Regions from separate parts of the Homo sapiens genome. Here region 2 is linked to region 1. A link is a loop called in an ENCODE intact Hi-C map of the cell type or tissue named here. Cell type or tissue: PC-3. All regions are shown on one strand. Links, peaks and the distances in the headings refer to the core of each region. The heading gives the core; the rest is flanking DNA.

Region 1 (5,388 bases), core at 389-5,388:
GAGAGCAACCTTAGACAGTATATGCATGAATGGGTGTGTGTGCAAATCCTTTAACCAAGCACTTCTATGTCTGTGAATATTCCCTAAGGAAATAATGAGAAGTTTTGGTAAACAAGTGCGTGCAAGAGAATCAATTATGGTATTACCGAGTAACATGGAAAACTGTATATGAGCCCTAGTTAATTCAAAGAAAAGCAACAAAGTAGAAGTTAAGGTGTCATTTGACTTTAATGTAATGTGCGTATGTATATGAGATTGGACCATGTAGAATTGCACCTAATTGACTGCTTTTTATCTGCAAAATGATAATTTTATATGGACAACCTAAGATGTATACATAGAAACAGACTGAAAGATTATCCACCTATAGTTTTCTGGGCGGAAGAAATAGAATAACTTTTACCCTTTTCCGTATGTTCATTATTTACAATGAACATATTTTAACCTGCAATGAGAAAAATGATGCAGGGTTTTTAGAACGAAAGAAAGGCTTTCCCATTCAAATTATGTTTCTCAATGATAAAAATACACAAAGAATACACATGTAGCTCTCTTTGGAGGGGACGGGACCTCCTGTGAGAAACTTGGAGAATTGTTTTTCTATTGGCAAGGCCATTTCTGTTACGGCAATGGATGTAGAGAGCTGCAGCCAAGGGACATTGGGTATTCTTTCCCATTGGTGACTCCATCTCCCCTGACGCTGTTTAACATTCAGTTCATCAGATGAACTCCTCTTGTTCAGATTCCTTACATGTCAGATTGCTGCCTGATTAGGATTTGGTTTTGCAGGGAAGACATTTACAGGAAGGGAATGAATGTATTGGTCTTTCTGACATCTGTGCAACAGCTATACTGCAAATCGTAGACTACTACTTTGACATTCTGGTTTTATATGTTGGTCTCATGAGTGTGTTTAATGAAGTCCATCTCATGAGAAATGGATTCCATACTGTGTGTTGAGAAAACCAAGGCCAAGGGGGCTGAAGCCTGGTATAGGGGACCATGTAAAGTGTGGATGACTTTCAGCTGGGCTTCTGGGGAGAAAGCCTGCTGCCCTTCCTCATACAGCATTCTACATAGCACAACACAGTAGGAAGCTTAAGTCTTTTCCTATTTGGACTCTGCCCCTTTCCAACTCTCAAGTTCTGCAATTCTTTGACTTTTCTGTCTTCAGCCCTTGCTTCCTCTGCTTTTCTCACTGCTTTTGTCACCTAGCAGAAACAGTGGTGAGAGACTGCTACACAAGAGACATTGTTTGCTGCTGGTATTTAACTTTCTCCTGGAGTTTTCTGTGGATGACATTGATTTATGGTGCAAAGGGCCCTCTGCTTTGGAGCTGACCTGTAGAGAAACAGAGTCCCTCAGGCCTTCTGTGAGGCTGGGACCCCCTTGTTCCAGCGACAGGGATTGGTATTTATGTGAGACTGTGGGATATCCCCCTAGAGCCAGGTGATTCCTGCAGTGACAATGTGAAGAAAAGTAGCAGAGGGCCGGGCGTGGTGGCTCACCCCTGTAATCCCAGCACTTTGGGAGGCTAAGGCAGGCGGATCACAAGGTCAGGAGTTGAAGACCAGCCTGAACAATGTGGTGAAACCCCATCTCTACTAAAAATACAAAAATTAGCTGGGCATGATGGCGTGCACCTGTAATCCCAGCTACTCAGGAGGCTGAGGCAGGAGAATTGCTTGAACCTAGGAGGTGGAGGTTGCAGTGAGCGGAGACCTCACCATTGCACTCCAGCCTGGGTGACAGAGTGAGACTCCATCTCAAAAAAAAAAAAAAGAAAAGAAAAGAAAAAAGAAAAAAAAAGCAGTAGACCACTTCTGCACCTGAGAGAGGCAGACATTCTGTGAGCTCACATATTTTTCTCATCAGACTCTGAAACAGCATTTCACTGTATTTTGATACAAATGTTCAAACTACACATTAGGGGTAATTTCTGCCTCATTTGGAGCACGAATCTAAATGATTGTATCTCCATTAGAGAAAATGAAGAGCCCTCTGTGTCTGATACTACTTCGTTAAAGAGAAAATATTCTCCTAGTAGGCAAAAGTTACTGACCAAATACAGCCCCAAATCAAAGATCATTCCTACTAAGAACTCTTACATTAGCTTCCTTTTTCATGAATTAATGTGGGTCTGTGGAATCTACATTTCTTTGAAATATTTGCACATTTTCCCTTTTCAGCAGATGAGAGAAAATCTTCATTGAAGACACATTCCTTTGTCACTTTGGGGGCTGATAGGGGATGAGAGTCTTTGTATTTCAAGACATCTAACCTGCTTACAGAATTTGAGGTTATACATCTTGAGTAAGCTTTAGGTCTGAAAATTGAGACTTCAGCTCACAAAGTGTTGATTACATCCCTTTGCTTAGCAATACAGTTTAGTCATTTGTAAAAAGTCAACTGAATACAATTTGGCCTCATCAATGAAATGTATCAAGAACCATAAAGTAGTAGAATGATGTTAAGAAAAATAACCTTTCCTTTTTTTCTTTGCTTTCTTTGTATTAAAAAATGAAAATTATCCTCTTTTCCCTTTGAGTTCATGCTACCAAAGTTTACAGATTTTATTTTCAATGTTTAAATGTTTATGCAAGGGGAGTTCAATTTACAAATCTAAATGCTACCAACACAACAGTTAATTTTAGAAAATTGTCAGTCACCAGACACACTAGCTCTAGAAGAAGAGGATTCATTTTCTACATAGGCAATAATGTATGTTATAAAAAATCAAAAGATAGTCACATGGAAAGGGGAAAAATGAATGTAGATCAATAATTTAACTCTGACCTAAGTTCTATAACATGGCTCATAATTTTTCAATGAATAGACCCTTAACATTTTACATATAGAGCTTCAGTTTTGTATTGATCTGCCCTAATGTATTCGTCATTTCACAGAAGGAATAGCATATCTCAAATCTTTAACAAACACACATTGTGTCGGCCTGCAAATGTTAGCCAAAATATGACAACATGTTGTTATTTACTCTGTTTTCAGAACTACTTTTTTTCTGGCTAAATAATTTTTTAAAATTGGAAGAGAAATGGATAGTAAATGAATGATGACTTGGAGGGCAAGTTCATGGAGCTCTTTCTTAGTTAATAGATTCCTAGTCTTTCTGCATTACTTAATTGCGTATTAAAAGTGGAACCCTTGATGTACCATGTACAGCATATATTTATTCTGTAGAAAATTATTAATTTTTAATGGACTAAGTGGCTGTTTGGACAAGGGACCCTGACTATTAATCAGGAGGTGAGTGATTGACTGACTTTCATGTTCATTAATTATTCAAGGAAGTTCACCTACAAGGGCCACAACAGAAAAAAGTTTCTGTCAGTATGCACATTTTAGTACCATATTCATTTACTCACTTAACAAATATTTAATATGTGCCACGCATTGATGATTCAGTGATGAGCAAGACCATCAGCCTCTGTCCTCAGGAAGCTGTCAGGGCAGTGCATAAAGCAGAAGTGTGTCCATGTGCGAAGAGAAGGAGAATGCTACCGAGCAGTTTAGAAGACTCAGTTTTGCTTGACTCCCCTCTCTATTTAGGAAGTGATTATTCTCTGTACATATTTCCTAAGTCTCCTGGAAATTCAACCTAGCCAATTCTAATTCTTATCTGAGAAAATATTTTGTTTGGAATGATAGGGTCACAGTTTCTTAGAGTCAGAAGAGACTTGAGAAGTTATCGACGGATGCACCCTTGTCTTCCCTGCCTCAGCCGGGACACATCCAATGCCCAGAAGAGAGCAGGCTCATGTGTGGGGCCATTTCTGTGTGGATTGTTTGAAACTTTTTCCAAATAATGAACTGCAGCTTATTTCCCTGTGTATTCTCTTTAATGATTCCAGTCCTGTATCCTGGATAAAATAATAACATCTCATTTACCTCTTATTTGGAACACATGTCATAATTGTCCATTTATTTGTGTGATTTTTGTATCATTACTCTGTTTTCCCTTTTAAACATGTGTACCTCGAGAGTGGAATTGTGTCTGTTTTTGGTCATTGTTATTTCTCTAGTGTTATCACAGTGCTAGGGAATGAATAAATGAATGGATGAGAATGATTTATCTTGTTCCAAAAGGTTTTAAGGAAGAATACATGGATTTAAACCTACATAATAGTTAATTAACTATTTGACAATAACTGTAATGGTTCTTTCACTACTCCAATTTTTCTGACACTCAGATTAAGATTTTTTTGTAAATTTTCTTCACATGTAATATTGAGTTCAGCTTTTATGGTGTCCATCTGTCTCTCAATGCATCTCACATATTTTTTTAAAGTGCCTCTCTCACTAGGAGGTTTGGGGAAGGCTTCACAGAAGAGGTGAAAATTGGCCTTGTGCTGGATCTTGAAGAATGAGAAAGCATTCTCCATGAAAATGGAGCCAGGAGGGGCACTTTCCGGGGTGCAGTGTTATGAACATGTTTACTCATCTGGCATTTGTTACCTCAGCCCTTTGTGCTTCCCTATTCTTTGGAGATTTTTGACTCATTTTTTCCCATCTTCTTCAGGAACTTGACTATTCTTTCCCCTTTCCCACTTCAACATTGCCTCAAAGCTGGAGGCAGAGATTCTTGTGATTTAGAATTTGCATTAGGGCATTAGACAGTCTGGGTTCAACCCATTTGTTACATGTACTTAAGCAAGGTAGGATACTCCTTTGAGATTTAGCATTCTCCTCTTTAAAATGGAGAAAATAATAGCTACCTCATAAAGTACTTTTGAGAATTATCATATACGTTACATGTGATGTGCTTGAGACACAGTAGAGACCTAACACACTGTAACTGTCATCCTTGCCTGCACTCTAGAAAGCCACTGCTGTAGCTCACTCTGGTGGTATAACCATCTGTCCAGCGGCCTCAGGGCATGCAGTGGCTCAGACATATTTTTTCATGGAAACCTCATCAATGGCTAATAGATGTAAAGCTATTTCAGCTTTTTCCAGGTCCTTAGTTTAGTGGTTTTATATTTCTGCCCTTGTTCTTTCCAATTTCCAGGTGCATGGGATCCAGTTATTTTTTCTTTTCTTTTTTTCTTTTTTTTGATAGGGCTGTACAGGAATCAGAATTGACACATTCGCCCATGAATTTCCCTCTTTTCAGGTCTCCATTTCTCCTGGTACTGCAAAAGCCTAGATTTCTCTGATCTCACCTCTCCCAGCCTCATCTGGGTAACCAACGTACTTATTTCATTCTGGTCAAGATTCCTCTCAATAGGTTTATTGCAGATTGCTGCAGCTGCAATCAGTGTTTACAATCTGATGACAAGTTGGAGATTAAGGCTTGTCATCACTATTTAATTAACCTCAAATTAAGCAGTTTCTGGCCCCATTCCATGCCCTTCCACAAGCCATTCAGAG
Region 2 (5,388 bases), core at 205-5,204, 95 kb after region 1:
CTGTGGGTTTATGTGTGTAGGGTTTTTTCCTGCCCTAGAGTCAATGATTTTATGAAATACCTAAGAAAATCTATTCCCCAGGATTGCACAAAATGCCTTCATTCCTCTTGTTGATATACATGATTTATTTCTTGTTTCTGGAACTTACTACTTCTGCTTTTCACCAAAATTTTAATCGGTTACCTAATCAATAAACTTTTCTCCTGTTTGTCTCATTTAACATTTGTCCAAATCAGAATGGGTGAATAAGATTCTACTAAACACTATAGTATGCCTTTGTATTATTTATAAGGTATTTGCTAAGCTCTGTATTTCCTTGGAGAGAGTTAACTTTTTCCAACAAAATTATATTAAATCATAAGTGCTCTTGCCCTATTTTGAAATCAGTGGCATGTCTTTAAGATATATATCCAAGCTCTATTTTTCACTGCTATTTCTCCCTCTTGATTACCAGAAATACATACATGCGTGCTTGCCTTACCCCTAGAGTGTCAGGATTGAGGTAGCCTGTAAATTAACTTTATTTCTTAGAAATATGCAGCAATCATATACTCTACCCAGAGCCCACCTATAGTTACCTGCGTTGGACAAGAAGAGAAGGATGAACACTAGGTCATTCTCTCCTGCTTATCATGGTGTGCTCGTGTCTTTCATTAACACAGAGAAAAAGAAATTCATGATAGGCTTTCCTTCATTTCATTTCAAACAAGTATAGGATTTTTACTATGCTTGCAAGAAATTATATTTGGAGAAGCAGCCTGTGATATCAATAGGTAAGTTTTCTAGTTATCCAGGTGTCCCTGCTGTTAGCCTTTTAAATTTCACTTTGGGAGCAAATGCTCAAAAGTTTCAAAATCCAGCACAAGAACACATAGACTGAAGGAATGTTCTTCTGGTTGCTTTAGAGGGCAAAGTATTTCCAAGACATGCAAGGCTCTTTTGGTTAGGATCATAGAAATGATAATTTTGTCTCTAGGTGGCATTTATAAGAAACTATTTATAGTGGTGGAAGTCTCTCTCTGACTGTGTTTTTATTTAGCATTTTTCTAAAAGATAGATTTGTATCTTGATATTATTGGAACATAATAAGGTACTTATTTCACTTCTCTTTTGTGAGAAAAAAACCTGTCGTATGAGACTTTCCAGCCTCTGGAACCACCTGAATGCCTCGGTCAGCTTCATTTCAGCCCCAAAGTCAGAAAGAATTCTCTGTGGTTCTCCTTTTTAGCTTGTGGTTCCCAGTCCTAACTCACCTTCACATTGCCTGGGGAGTTTTTAAACTCCATTCCTACGTGAATTTTAAACTGTATTCCTTTCTTTCTTACTTTCTGCAGACAGACCTGATGCACAGCCTGCTGTGGAATGCCTCACCACAGGACACTCAGATGCAAATAAATCTTTGGTATATCTATGATAGATTATATCTATCTGATATATCAGAAAGATGCCTGGTAGATTTGACCAGTCTGGAGATAAGAATAGTGGGGAACCCTAAGTACTTAATAGCACCCCTGACAATTTTAAGGGGTACTTCTATAAAGAACCATGTCTTCCCAGCTGGGATGGATAGCACAGTAGTACGGGTGATCCTCTGCTCCTAAACCACAGGACTGTGTGTAAAATCCTTTGGATAGCTTAAGCTAATGATTTCTCCTTTAGATATCTTGCCCACATTAACTTGAATGATCACACCTTAATCTTATGTGGACTTTCATTTTTTAAAGGCCTGTCTCCTTTGCCTAGCAAGGGAAAAAAAAAAAAAAAAAAATATATATATATATATACACTCATATATATATGTATATATATATACACTCATTTAATTTCTCTAGGTTCTTTAATAAGCTTAAGTAACTTTCTTATCTGCTATTTGAATATCAAAGATGTTTTAAATATAAAAAATATCACATATACCTTGCGAAGAAGCCTATGGGTCCTTGGCTGCCTAGTTGATAAAATATCTCAGGTTATGAAAAGTGTTAGCAATGAGTGAATGAAAGAGCATGTTTTAGGGTGTCATTTGGGCTAAGCTAGAAAAGAAGTCACACTCTGAGTTCTTTTTTTTTTTCTGGTGGGAGATCAATACTGTCTAGACATGGTCTCATTAGGAGTTTACATTGACTAAGGCAGACTCGGATAACAGTGGGACTGTTGGTGAGATATTTGTGTTGCTCATTACTACAGAGAACTCCAGATTCACTGGTGTCAATTCTGTGCATTCCAGCATCCTTCTACTCAACTGTAGGGTTATCCGTGAGGGCAGGATATGCCCACCCATGACTTTGTCAAGATTCTGAAGCCTAGAAGTTTTGGGAACTACTCTCTAGGATGTCCTAACATGCTTGATGACAGTTGTGTAGGCCCTCGGAGCGTCCTTGGAGCACTGGAATTCCCTATGGTCTTCCAAACATAAAACCAGAGATGTAGTTCGATTCACATCTAAAGGCCTCAGCCCATCCCTGAGAGCCAGAAACTTTCCTGACATACAGCCTGCCTATTAATTTCTGCAAATAACATCTTCATGTATGGAAATATCAGAAATTTTTTTTTAATATTTAGTAGCCTTCTCAGTTCTAAGACATTTTTGTCCATTTGTATATATTTTTTTAAATTGAGGAACTTTATGATTCCTCACCTAGGACCAGAACTTAAAAGCCCTGCATCCTTTCCCTTAGGCATTCAGACTGCTAGATATGCTGCTCTGCATGGAATTTTAAATCCTTCATTTGCGGTTTCTTGTTGGCATTTTGCAAGGGACTGAAGCAATGTCTGAGCCACTAGAGGCCAGAGGTGGCCCAGCCCAACCAGGTTTCTGACAGTAAAATAAATATCTGTTATTTGTCCAGTGTCTTCACTTTTCAACTTTGGGCAAGATAAGCATAGACATTGAGAAATAATGCTGTTTATACAAAGGATTGCTCATGATAAAAGATCTCTTTCTGGGAATTTAAGTTTTCCGGTACATTAGCATTATTGATTATTTATTCTCTTTCCACATAGTCTACAGATGATTTTAGAATCCCAAGACTATTATTCTCCCTTGTCTAGTGTAATTACCAGAACAGGGAATAATCTAATTAAAAGACAACAAGGATGGGTTCTAATTGTTCTAATAAATTATGTTAACACACAGTGCATGCCGTTACTTTTCAACAGGAATTTATTTAACACATTGACAGCTTGTCCTTTACTGCCACAATCTTAGATTCCATTTCTTCTAAACAAGACAACTTACAATAGGGTAGTTAAATATTCAGAAATCTGTTGGATTGGTAAGAGAATCTAAAGATCTATGTGGTAAATACAGATGAAGAATTGGATTTTGGGTTCTCCAGATAAAATAATGACCCGAAACAGAAGAGGAGAAAATAAAGAGGAATAGAGTCTAAAGTAAAAATCAAAAACAGACTGTTGTAATAAGCTAATAAACTTTTCATTTGCTTTTCTATTATCAAGCAAAATGTACATGATAAGATGATACTAACTCATATAATTGCATTTGCTTAATTTTAGACATTTTACACAAATCTGTTAGACACCACATTGAAAACTGCATATATGAGATGGTGCCTTCAATAAAGTCATGTCATGATATGGGCAAAACTTCATTCATTACTGATAGGCCATATGTTTTTAACAGAAAACGTCAGTCTCCTTGCTTATTTGAACATAATTCAGATATAATTTGTCACATAATTATAAGAGAAAGCCCTCAAGGCAATACAGAAAAAGAAGAATGTGGGGAGAAAATAAAATCTATGTAGAGAATGAAGGAAAGTGTACAATCAATTCTAAATAAACACAGACACTCTTTACCTATTTCAGACAAGCAGATTCCCAGGTTGGCTTGTGTTATTGTCCTTGATATAAAAACCTTTGACATTTAATTAACAAGTTTACAGGTAAGTAGGGATCTTTCTCACAAGGAAAACTGGGGACTTTGTAGGAATAACTTTTCACCTCTGCAGAATTGATTCATTCACATGTCAAGTTCATCGCAGAATATGGGGCTGGCAAACATGCGGACTGTAGTTCATATTCTTAAAGCCCACTTATTTTAGAACAGCAGTCATAGAGAGAAAACAAAAAACAAAAGATACATCATGAAAGATGTGAAAATTAGAAGAAAAATCATCTTTATTAGCAAAGGAATGCCTCCCAATTTCCTCCCTATCTGCATATATCCTGGCCTGCCTGGGTGAGGATTTTTGGCTCCTTCCTCGCTGTCTATTGTATTCTAGTTCACACCTTCATTTCTGATGGGCCACTTTCATGCTTGTTTTTCTGTTTTTAAAAATGTGTCATTTCTTTCAAGGCCTTTAGGCTCTGAAGATATCTTTCCTCTAAAGAGGACTGAGTGCTAGAGAGCTCCTCACGGAGCTGAAGGACCCTCGCCACCGGGTCTAAATAAGATCAAGTCCCCTCTGAGAGGCAGCATGAAGGTGGCATGCAGTTTTAAAAAAAAAATAGTTGGACTGTAAAGGAAATAAAGACGTAGTTAAATAAGCCCTTATGTTATCACATAGACACTTTTTATTCTTCTGTTTATTTTTTTCTGTGTTTTTCTGAAACTACTTTTCACCAGAAGTGCGATAGCAGTTATGTAAATGCAGAAATCTATTCCATTTCATGTCTAGAGCCAACTCTAGATGCTTCTAAGGGGGTGGGGTGAGCTATGTGGCTGGGCAGAGGGTCAGCATAATAAACGGGAGAGGGAGAGGGACAACAAATGAGCTGCAGTCCCTAGAGGTCTTTGGGGACTGGGCATTTCTGGGGCATCGAATGTGAACTTGACATACTGTATGTAAATCTGATTTTTTTTTCTCAGCCACTGTCATTGGAAAATTTTCATTTAGTAAATAATGCAAAATATACATTAAGAAATGTTAATGTTTTGACAGACACTGACAAATGCCAGGGAATCAGAAGCAACAGGAAAGCTGAAGCACTTCACTGAATGTGCTGCCATCTAGCCATGATCTCATTGCATGCTGCTTCACTCACTGGTCACAGAGACACTGAAGTCATTCGGCAGGCAGGATGGAGTGTGTGTAAAATGGAGTGTAGAAGGCAGGGAATCGGCTGAGTCTTTTACTTTTATTGGCCATTAACACATCCTACCAGTCCATAAACTAAATTTTGATACGTATTAGACTAAAGATAATGTTAATAATTCATGGAAAAGCTACTTTAAAAAGAGTGTTATAGTAGCAATCATTGCTTTAAATATTACACTCACCATTTTCGTCTGTTCGGTAGCTCCTCGTGGTACACAGGATAAAGTTTACTCCTTAGTAGAGGATGAGGCCCTCTAGCCCAGCATCCTTCCCTTAGCTGTCTTTTCTACTGCATCTCTTGCTTGTTCCAATGGGTGTTCTATACCTCAGC

Evidence for each region. A loop is a pair of places that touch in the nucleus more often than their neighbours do. Peaks named below come from ENCODE experiments on the same cell type or tissue, not always from the same donor. Only the 100,000 strongest peaks of a DNase experiment are listed, where the experiment ranks them.
Region 2: a loop joins it to region 1, with 6 times the contacts of the local background. A loop is called at or near these places in 1 of 110 quality-filtered maps.

Annotation. Positions count from the first base shown.
Region 1 is chr3:60,933,962-60,939,349 of GRCh38, reverse strand. All of the region lies in intron 3 of FHIT (fragile histidine triad diadenosine triphosphatase), which reads left to right. Among named protein-coding and RNA genes, the nearest start is that of FHIT, 310 kb to the left of the region's middle. RefSeq lists an enhancer at 2,805-4,004. In PC-3, for the core only: no CTCF peak of the experiment used is centred there; a DNase peak (open chromatin) is centred at 3,449; H3K27ac peaks cover 1,590 bases.
Region 2 is chr3:60,839,026-60,844,413 of GRCh38, reverse strand. All of the region lies in intron 3 of FHIT (fragile histidine triad diadenosine triphosphatase), which reads left to right. Among named protein-coding and RNA genes, the nearest start is that of MIR548BB, 220 kb to the right of the region's middle. In PC-3, for the core only: CTCF peaks have their summits at 2,849 and 4,946; a DNase peak (open chromatin) is centred at 2,793.